Regions from separate parts of the Homo sapiens genome. Here region 2 is linked to region 1. A link is a contact called in ENCODE Hi-C data. All regions are on one chromosome and are shown on one strand. The core of a region is the stretch at or near the end of the contact, and the rest is flanking DNA. Distances in the headings are between cores, read along the strand shown.

Evidence for each region. Hi-C counts contacts between places; a loop is a spot of excess contacts on that map. Pooled maps may share reads with other maps.
Region 2: a pooled map shows a loop between it and region 1 (2.2-fold over the local background). The contact joins two enhancer-like sites. A Hi-C loop is called at or near these places in 2 of 37 single-sample maps with no recorded cell type and 3 of 50 pooled maps.

The regions. Positions count from the first base shown.
Region 1 is chr13:77,181,413-77,186,808 of GRCh38, reverse strand. It overlaps MYCBP2 (MYC binding protein 2), which reads left to right. Exons shown (of 83, transcript NM_015057.5): 31 at 746-938; 32 at 1,432-1,706; 33 at 4,887-5,108. Among named protein-coding and RNA genes, the nearest start is that of MYCBP2-AS2, 100 kb to the right of the region's middle. RefSeq lists an enhancer at 1,974-2,023. Within about 2 kb of position 2,273, at least 4 of the 41 ENCODE cell types and tissues checked have a DNase peak (open chromatin) inside an H3K27ac peak, as active enhancers do.
Region 2 is chr13:77,507,447-77,513,217 of GRCh38, reverse strand. No RefSeq gene overlaps it. Among named protein-coding and RNA genes, the nearest start is that of SCEL, 25 kb to the left of the region's middle. Within about 2 kb of position 3,782, at least 4 of the 41 ENCODE cell types and tissues checked have a DNase peak (open chromatin) inside an H3K27ac peak, as active enhancers do.

The DNA of each region.
Region 1 (5,396 bases), core at 1,024-3,523:
AAAAAATTGAATCTATAAACTCGTTTTCAGGAGCTCTGGGATTTGGTGGGAATGGGGCAGTAAGTGCTCTGCTTTGAGATTCAGGTGGTATCTGTTGTCATTTAACCATGATAAAACCAGAAGACTAGAACTGCAAAGAAAATCTACCATCTTAAACTCATATGCTAGAATTTTAAATAATCAAAATAGGAATTTTTTAGTATTTTCTAGTCAATTTTTATCTTCTATTAATGTATTTATCAAAAATTGACTGTAGTTTGTATTGCAAATTTTAATATATAGACATAAAATAAGTTATTTGATACTGTTACTGATATCTAACACTAAAACTCTATTTTATTTTTTACTACAGTGACTGTAAAAAGCTTTATTTTTCTTTCAAGTAAACATGCATTGTTTTATAAGTGCTTCTCATTTTTCCCTTGTTTATATGATAAGCTAGATAGCTGGGTAGCAGGAACACTGAAAAATTTATTTTTAAATAGGTAAATATTGAAGAATGTTGTTTTTAGAAATGCTTAACTACTTTACCTTTTTTGTAACAAACTTCAAAGTTACTGTTGAGGGTAATTTAATAAATGAACTATAAAAGTGTCTTGGGCTCAGTAAAAAAAATTCAATTAAAAAACTCAGTAAAAAAATTCAAAAGAAAGTTTTGAAGTTGTCTACCATTGCCTTTCCATTTGATTCCGTTTATGGTATCATTTGAATTAATTGTTGTCTGTTTTTTCATATTCTGGATTAGGAATGTTTTGAGTCATTGTTGAGTATTCTTCACTGGAGCTGGACCACCTTAGTCTTAGGAGTTGAAGAACTTAGAGGATTAAAAGGATTCCAGTTCACAGCTACACTCCTAGATTTAGAGAGACTGCGCTTTGTGGGTACCTGTTGTCTGAGGTTATTGCGTGTCTATACCTGTGAAATTTACCCAGTGTCAGGTATGATGCATTTTTTTTAAATGACTATAGGGAGAAAATATTAGAGACATTGAGAAGATTTACTTTGAGATAACTGAGAGTTTATGCCCCCCAGCTGCATTTAAGCTGCTTCTAAAATGAGGGGAGAAAGTCAGCTTGCTATGATGCTTATGTATTTGCTTATAAAGAGTAAAATAGATTACATGTCATTCTGATACAAAAAGTAATAGTGGGCCAAAGTTAAATAATCTAATAAAGTTTAATTTTAAACAAATTCTGTCAAATAGAAATATTTTGAACAAGCAATTTGGACTTAAATGCTGAAACTAGGTTTTTATTCCCCCTTCCATTTAGATTAAAAATTGGGACTACACTTAATCTCTAAGTTGTTTCATTTCTAAGATATTAGTACTTGTGATACTTAGCTGTATAGGGAATTACTGAATTATATTGATTGTTTTCATGCATATTTAATATTTTGCTTAATTACCAATCTGCTTTTTCCCCCTCAAAGCTACAGGAAAAGCAGTTGTAGAAGAAACTAGCAAATTAGCAGAGTGTATTGGAAAAACCAGAACTTTGTTAAGAAAAATTTTATCAGAAGGAGTTGATCACTGCATGGTGAAATTGGATAATGATCCTCAAGGATATCTCAGTCAACCCTTGAGTCTTCTAGAAGCTGTCCTTCAGGAATGTCATAATACTTTCACTGCCTGCTTTCATTCTTTCTACCCAACTCCTGCCTTACAGTGGGCTTGCCTTTGTGATCTGCTGAATTGTTTGGATCAGGTAATTTAAGTTTGTAAAATGTTAGTTGAAAATCTGATATATTGCTTAATACTCTTCAAGAAAATAAATTGCAGTTGCCATATCTTCTTAACTTGTATAAAAGATAAATTAGGAAATCATTCGGTGTACATGACTTATATAAGCAAAGTTTAAAATTTTTTAAATCTGCTTCATCATCTTTTAGTTACAAAATTGGTAGGCACATTGTGCAGTTGCTGATTGGTTTTTGAATTGGAGTGAGTGATTCTGAGAGAGGGAGAGAGGAAAAGAACCATAGTGACCAGGGGAGAGCAGGGATAGCACCAGGAGGCCCCCGCCACCCTCATCTGTGAGAACAGGAAGGAGAGAGAGCTGAGAGAACAGTCATACTAGCATTGTTCATTCATTCATGAGGAAGCCACAACCTTTGTAAACCTTTATGCACCAAGTCACAGAGTTTCACAACACCTGAGGCAAAACACTGACAGAACTACAGGGAGAAATAGATTCACATTGACAGCTGGGGACTTTAACACTCCTCTTTCAGTAATTAATAGAGGAACTAGGCCAAAAACATCAGCGATGCAGATTTGAACAGTACTGTCAACCATCTTGATCTGACATTTACAAAACAGGATATGAAACTGCAAAATACATATTCTTTTCAAGTACACATGATTTTTAAAAGAAATATTTGGGACCATTCACTAAGGTAGATCATATGCTAGACCATAAAATGTCTTAATAAATTTCAAAAGATTAAAATGTGAAAGAATATATTTTCAGACCACAGTAGAATTACAGTAAAAATCAATAGCAAAGGATATCCAGAAAAAGCACCAAACATTTGGAAAATGACAGCACTTCTAAGTAAGCAGTTGATCAAAGAAGAAGTTATAAAGGAAATTTTAAAATGTTTCACATAGAAAGATAAAAACATAATATCAGAATTTGTGGGATTTAGCTAAAGCATTGCTTAAAAGAGCTCTTTATACCCTTAAATGCTTATATGAAGAAGAAAGGTTTAAAATCAGTGACCTAAGCTGCTATGTTAAGAATCTAGAAGGAAAAGCAAATCTAACCCAAAGTTAGAAGGAAGGAAGGAAATAATAAAGATAAGAGCAGAAATCAATGAAATAGAAAGTAGAGAAAATTAACACAGCTAAAAGTTGGTTTTTTGAAGAAAAAAAGTTGGTAAACTCCTAGCAAACCTGACTGGGAGAGAAGAGAGAAAGAAAAAACATGAAATACCATAATCAAAAGTGAAATAGGGGTTCACCGGGCACGGTGGCTCATGCCTGTAATCCCAGCACTTTGGGAGGCTGAGGTGGGTGGATCACTTGAGGTCAGGAGTTCGAGACCAGCCTAACATGGCAAAACTCAGTCTCTACCAAAAATACAAAAATTAGCCAGGCATGGTGGTGCACAGCTGTAATCTCAGCTACTCGGGAGGCTGAGGCACGAGAATTGCTTGAAGGCGGGAGGTGAAGGTTGCATTGAGGCAAGATTGTGCCACTGCACTCCAGCCTGGTGACAGAATGATACTCCATCTCAAAAAAAAAAAAAAAAAAAAAAAAAAAAAGAAATAGGGACTATCACTATAAACAACTTTATACTGGTGAATTTTTCAGCCTTAGAGGAAGTTGACAAATTCCTTGAAAAATATAATTTTATCAAAACTAACACATTAAGAAATAGAAAAATCTGAATTGCCTCATATCCATTTAAAAATTATCAAAAACTTTCCCACAAAGAAAATTTCAAGTCCAAATATTGTCATTTATGAATTCTGTTAAACATTTAAGAAAGAAATAATGTCAACCTTTTACAAAGTCTTTTGGAAAATACAGGAGGCAACACTTCCCAACTAATTTTATGAGTTTAGCTTTATCCTATACCAAAACCTAACTAAGATACTACAAGGAAAAATTACAGATGAATATCACTCAGAAACATAGATGCTCTTAAAAATATTATCAAACCAAATTGAACATGTAAACAATATATCATAACCAAGTGGGATTTATCTTAGAAATACTTAGTTAAATAATTGAAAATCGATGTAATTTACCATGTTAACTGAAAAAAGAAGGCAAATTGATGATTTCCTCCATATAGCTACAGGAACAGTGGTTGATGAAACTAGCAGTTACTCAATGATGAAAACCTCTCAGGAAAGTAGGATATAAGGAAACTCCTAAATCTGATAAAAAGATATTTACAAAAAAATCTTCACTAACAACATCCCACTTACTGGTGAAATCTGAATATGCCCCTAAGTTTGGAAACAAGACACGTGGTATCTACACTCACCACTTATATTCAGCAGTGCACTGGAAGTCCTAGGCCTCCCCGCCCTCCTTCGTGAAAAAAATCATTGTCATCACTAATGCATCCCAGGCAACTTTGCATCCATGTAGCAGAGTAGTATGTTTTACCACTCAATTTCCAGGGGCAAGATTATTGCCTGGACTAGTGCACAACTTAATTACTCTCTCACTCTGAACCTTCCCAGTCTGATATGGTTCTTTTCTTCTTTGCTACAGAACAGGCTAGATTTAGCAAATGTTGGTTTAACATATGGAATGTTACTCTGCTTTTATGCTTAACTTTGTAACACAGATGTTTGAAGGACTAGGTAATGTGTACACAATTTTGTGAATTAGGATATCATGTGTTGGCTTTAATGCTTTTTTATGAAATTTTGTAAGTATGCTACTAATTTTTCTTGGTAAATTATGGAATGTGATAATATAATTTTGTGACCTTAGTGAAATGTGCTTGTAATAGCACAGATTTATAATTTGCATCATTTATTATTTGAGAAAAATAGTCTCAGTCCTTATTGAAAATACCTTAGATACATTCTAATTGGGGCCTTTTTGGCATCTCCCTTTGAAACAGTGCTAGAGAGTACTGTGATTGTGAGGATATGAAAATATAAAAATGCTCATTTACTAGAGGACAGGAGCCTGATTTTTCTTGACCAGACTTAATTTTTCATCTTCATTGAATAGAAACTTAAACAATTTTTTAAATATATAGATGTAGTATTATTCTATAACAAGACAATTTAAATGACAGAGTGACAGAAAATTTTGGTATAATTTAAAAGATGGTTTACCTTTTATGTATTCAGAAACTTAGATTATACTGATGCTATATTTTTTGGTTGGGGGGCCATATTTTTGTTTTTAAAAGGATATCCAAGAAGCAAACTTCAAGACATCAAGTAGCCGACTCCTTGCAGCTGTTATGTCAGCTCTGTGTCACACGTCTGTTAAGCTGACTTCCATCTTCCCGATTGCGTATGATGGAGAAGTATTACTACGATCAATTGTTAAACAAGTTAGTACAGAGAACGACTCAACACTAGTTCATCGTTTTCCCCTTTTGGTGGCACATATGGAAAAACTCAGCCAGGTAGGTCTGTCTCTGAAATCTTTTATACAGAGGCACTAAAACTCTAAATGGTTTTATTTATTGCCTCTTTTATACAGAGGCAATAAAACTATAAACACACCAAGCTAAGCGTATTTAGCTTGGTGCTTATTCTTCTCTATTTTTAAGTATATTTACAAAATGATTATTTTAAATATTTTTGAAAAATGTTCATATTTACCTATAAAATGAAGTTTTTTTGCTCTAACGGTTTAATCACACACCTTTAAAAAAATTTGAGAGTTATACAATGAATACCTACATATTTGT
Region 2 (5,771 bases), core at 2,533-5,032, 320 kb before region 1:
AAATCACCATTTTGCAACATCATGGTAAAGACTGGATAAAGCAAGAATCATCAATGGATACTAAATCTAGGGGGATATTTTGTTGAAGACCAGAAACTTGCCATGAACTTAAACAGTGTTACCACAAATTGCTAATTCGCTTCAACGTTTTTTTCAAAAAGTAATGATACAAAGGAGAAGCTCAGCAATACCTTCACCAGGTGCTTAAAATTAACATCACTGGTGATGAACAGATGGCCTTGGCATGCCTCCCCTGAGAAGGGCACAACATCACCTGTGAAGTATTCGGTTGAAAATGTATAACTTGACTCCCTCATGAAAAACCAGCAGACCAATGAGGAATATTCTATTTAAAAGAGGAGAAGAGTATAGTCTTCAAAAATGTTACTGGCACAAAAGACAAGTAAAGGCTATGAAATATTCTAGATTAAAGGTGATTAAAGATACATGACAAATTAATGTAATGTCTGACCATAGATTAGATCCTCAATTGCAATGGAAAATGCTACAAAGGTCATTGTTGGGGCAATTGCATAAGGGCAATAGCTTGGATAAAATTACTTTATCAAAGTTAAACTTACTGAAGTTGATGAGTGAACTGTGGTTATGAATGAAAATATCTTTTTATCATAATCACTATTATTATCTATTTCATTCATTATTTAAACTACAATAATGTCAGAATAAGGAATGTATTTAATTGCAATGTAAAATTGCAATTGACATGTAAGATCTTTTTTTATCAACAGTGTACTAAGTATTATAACATTTTCCATATTTATGTAAAATTTTCTATTTTTTCACTAGGAAAATAGTGAAACTAGTGAGCAATGCTAATGTGTATGAGGCTCTCCAAGCCAACCCTGATAATTGAGTTTAAATGTTAAGCTTACAATTTTACTAGTGCCCTTAGCTTTCCTCACAAAGAATTAATTGATTTAATTTTAGAATCTGAATGTTCTGTAATTATTCTACATTGCATTAAAGAAGTTTTCCATATTATTGTTTGACAATGTTTTGTGTGAAGAACACAAAGTAGAATTTTTTTTTCCCTTTTCTTTTTTGTTTTTGAGACAGAGTCTCGCTCTTGTAGGCCAGGCTGGAGGGCAGTGGCGCGATCTCGGCTCACTGTAACCTCTGCCTCCCGGGTTCAAGTGATTCTCCTGCCTCAGCCTCCTGGGTAGCTGAGACTACAGGCATGCACCACCACACCCGGCAAGTTTTTGTATTTTTTTAGTAGAAACGGGGTTTCACCATGTGTCAGGTTCTAACTGAGGTGCAAGGGGAGTCAGTGGGCAAGTGGCAGGTAGCTGGAAAAACACTTGAGGAATCGTAAACAATTTCAACATGGCTCTATTCTGTGGGCACCAGCAAGCCATATGTACAATGTTAGCAGGGTAATTATACCTTTTACAGACAATAGTGGCTCCAAGCCAAGCACGAGCTCATGTGGGTGATCATCTAATGTGCCTCACATGGCCTGGTTACATAATGTGTGGGGTCGTGCATCTGCTCTCCAAACACGCTGAGTAATGCTGCACCAGAAGGCCACCTCAGCCTACTCCTGACTAAAGCGCAGCCATTTTTCTTACACTATGTTGGCCAGGCTGGTCTCAAACTCCTGACCTCAAGTGATCTGCCTGCCTTGGCCTCCCAAAGTGCTGGGATTACAGGCGTGAGCCACCGCACCCAGCCAGAATGGTTTTTATTAGAATGAATAACATGTTCTATGTAAGATTAGTTGTGTTTAGTATGGGTGTTTTGCCTTCAATTCTACTTTGGTACTCCTTAGGACTTTGGATGAAAAACTTTCATTGTATTTTTGTTAGAACTTGACTTTTCCATAAACCCCCTCACCCCCCAAAAAAGAAAGAGAATATCTCTATTATTAGGAAATGCACAGTAAAATATTTTAGGGTAAAGTGATACTGGGGTAAAAAGCCATGATTTGTACAATTTATATTGGTAAAATAATGGTAAATCGTGAAGAGTCAAGACAGCAAATTACAAACAAATGACATAAAATGATGACAATAGATGAACCTGAGTAAAGGGTATAAGAGATGTTCTTAGTGTTATTCTCATTCTTGCAACATTTTTCTAAGTATGCAGTTATTTCCAAATAAAAAATTCAAATTAAAAATCAGACTGGGTGCAGTAGCTCATGCCTGTAATCCCAGCACTTTTGGAGCCTGAGGCAGGTGGATCACTTGAGCCCAGGAATTTGAGACCAGCCTGGGCAACAGGGTGAGACCCTGTCCCTACAAGAAATAATTTTTTAAAAACACCTGGACATTATGATGCATGCTTGTGGTCCCTGCTACTCAGGAGGCTGAAGTAGGAGGATCACTTGAGCCTGGGAGATCGAGGCTGCAGTGAGCCAACATTATGCCACTGCACTCCAGCCAGGGCAACAGAGTGAGCCCTTGTCTCAAAAAATAATAATAATAATAATAATAATAATTCTAATGACATATGCAGTAACACCAAATATTCTTCCATGGATTCCTCATCTCTCTCCTGTAACCTGGACAACTCCTCCTGTTTGTCCTTTAAAATAATCTGCCAAAGCATTATTTCCTCTATGAATACCTTTGGCAACACTTTTCTCTAAAAAGAAACTCTTAATATACCTTTCATGTCATCTGAAATTGCATTTATACCTTAGTAACAGAGTGAAAGTAGCAGTGACTTAAACTAGACAGAAATGCATTTCTACACCCAACTTGAGGGAGAGTCAATCCAGGGTTCTGCTCAGTAATCAGTGTCCAGGGTCCTTCTATCTTTGTTCCCTGACATCCTTTGTACATGACTTCCATGCTTAAGATCACATCATGCTTCAGGGTGTCTGCTAGAGCTACAGCCAACACATCCGCATTCCACAACCACATCACGTCCACATTCCAGCTAGCAAGCCCCAGTCATTTCTCCCCAAGCTAAGGGAACTTTTCCCCAAATTCAACCCAAAAACTTTCATTTGCATATTATTAGCCAGAATTTAGTCCATGGTCACACGCAGCTACAAGAGAGGATAGAAAAATGGGGCCTTCAGCTGGATATTTTGCCACCTGGTATAGAATCGGGTTTCTGCTATAAGAAAGAGAAGAAGAATTAATACTGGGTGGGCAATTATCAGTCTATGAACACCTCCCATTGTGATATTCACCATTATTTTATACATCTTCCATTATGTCACATTTTCTTTGTTTTCATGTCAATATGGCAAACTACAGGATAAATTTTTAGATATGAAATGTCTATATTCATGTCTAGTCCCCTGATGCTAGCTCAGGCCAGTCACATGGTAATTGCTCGTGTAAGGTTGAGGAAATTAAGTGAACTGATAGGCAGCCATTCGAGATATTCCAAATGAGTACAATTTACATTCCACACAAGTATCATTCAATCATGGAAGACTTTGAGAACTGACTTCTCAAAGTTTAATTTGGTTATAAAATCTGAGTTAATTTTGGCAGTGACAAAATTCCCTGATGATTATAGGTCATAGAATGTAGAAGATATCATACAACAGAAGGTTTTAACAGAAAAATATAATTCTTTTCCTTAGCCTCAATGACTCTGCCCTCTTTTGTCTCTAAATGCTGAGAGTTCCTTCATTTCAATGTTAAAACATTTAATGTTAAGTGATTTCTAACCTCATGTAACCAATCTATAAGGAAGTGGGTTCAGGAACAATTTAAATGGCATTCTCAACAATGAGCAGCATAATAGGAAACAGGAAGCAAAGATGTCAGATTTCTAAGTGATGTTTCATCTTCTCAAGCATATGATTCTTGGCAGAACCCAACCGATCTTCAGAAACGAGAAAAAGGTCAATCTTTCTATGTGAAAGCACTTAACTGGAAAAGAATTTTCATCCACAGGAAGAAAAAACCTTCTGTAGTTGTGCTTTTACTATGTGTCAGGCAAGTTGCCAGATACTAGAGGCAGAATGGCATAAAAGAAAGAAAAGACCCTTAATTTTATGGAATCTTTAGCCTCATAGAGTTCTTCCAGCTAGTAAGTAGTAGAGTATGTTTTCAAAGATTGTCTGCCTTTAAAACCCACGCACTTCACTTGATCTTAGCCAAAAGGCCAGGAAGCAATAACTCACTCACTTGACCACTGTATTTTTGGATTAAGAATTAGTCCTTCTTATACATTTCTATCTTAAATTTTGGGTCTACAACCACATGAGAGCTTAAAATCCTAAACCGTTACATTCAGTACTTATGATTTCCATTGAAAAATGAAATTGGTGGTAATGGTAATTGAACTGGAATAACTTTTTTAAGTAAAACAGAATGTTCATTGATATTTTCTCTCGTTTTAAAGGCTCACTTCACTGAGTTCTATATAAATAAGTTACCAAAATTTTGGAGTTCTCAGATTGCTCTATGATCATCTCAACATAGCAAGCAACACTCAACTGCAAAGCAATCATTTGGATATTCTTTTTCTACTTGACAGCAAAAATTCATATTCAATTTTTTTCCCTAAGTTACCCAGAAAAGTTGGCACTGTGGGCAGCCTCAGCACAGTTGCCAGACATACTGGGGAAAAAAAATTACCCGAAAGAAAAGGTGGGGCTTCAGAAGTAAAACAAAAGCCATGCCAAGAAAGATAAACACACACCCTCCTTTGAAGATTATTGCCAAGTGTCTTTAAAATCATGCCAAAGAAAGCATCCCATCCAGGTTTACTTCATCTCAATCTCTCCTGTTCTAACTCTAAATAAGCAGGCTGTCACTTGCAGCTCAACAATTCTACCTTGAGCTTTAAAAAGGTATTAAAGAACTTATTGCCTGAAATCAGAGCACTGTTTTTACTGTGTTGCCTGATTCTTATCTGATGGAGAACAGTCAAGAATGGAATATAAGGCGTCTGGTCACATATTTGAGACCACAAAAGATCAGGGTGGGACAACCTCACAGTACATCATGTGTTCCCCAGATGGTCCATTGAGTACCTTCTTCTTTGAGAAAAAAACAAAAGCATCCCTTACTGGTTGTCACACGTACATTCTCTAATTAATAATAGGTCTATCACTATGGGAAGTTGTCCAGCCTGAAATGTGAGATCATCAAACCCTAGAAAAGCCATAAAAATATCATTTCGCTATGTATACCCGGCATTCTGCCAAAAGAAATTGTAAGTGCCTCTGAATCACTGCTCCAGAGCACCAGCCCACAGTGACCACAAAGCATATGCAGTCTCACCTAGAATGATCAGCAAGATAATAATTCTCCCTGGTAATAACACTTGCTGTGGTTGCAAGCCCTGATCATTGTTCTCTTTTTTAAAACTAGGGGAGAGACAAATGCTCATGAGTAACTGTAAATGTGACAAAGGATGATGTCTCCAGGTCAAAAATGGACTACGTAGTCCATTTTTTATGCATTTCCCCCTTCTTAAAAATTACTATGAGTTACGCCTGTAATCCCAGCACTTTGGGAGGCCGAGGCGGGCGGATCACGAGGTCAGGAGATCGAGACCACCCCGGCTAAAACGGTGAAACCCCGTCTCTACTAAAAATACAAAAAATTAGCCGGGCGTAGTGGCGGGCGCCTGTAGTCCCAGCTACTTGGGAGGCTGAGGCAGGAGAATGGCGTGAACCCGGGAGGCGGAGCTTGCAGTGAGCCGAGATTGCGCCACTGCACTCCAGCCTGGGCGACAGAGCGAGACTCCGTCTCAAAAAAAAAAAAAAAAAAAAAAAAATTACTATGAGTTATTGCATAACAAAGTAAATTAAGTGATTATATTAAGTCATT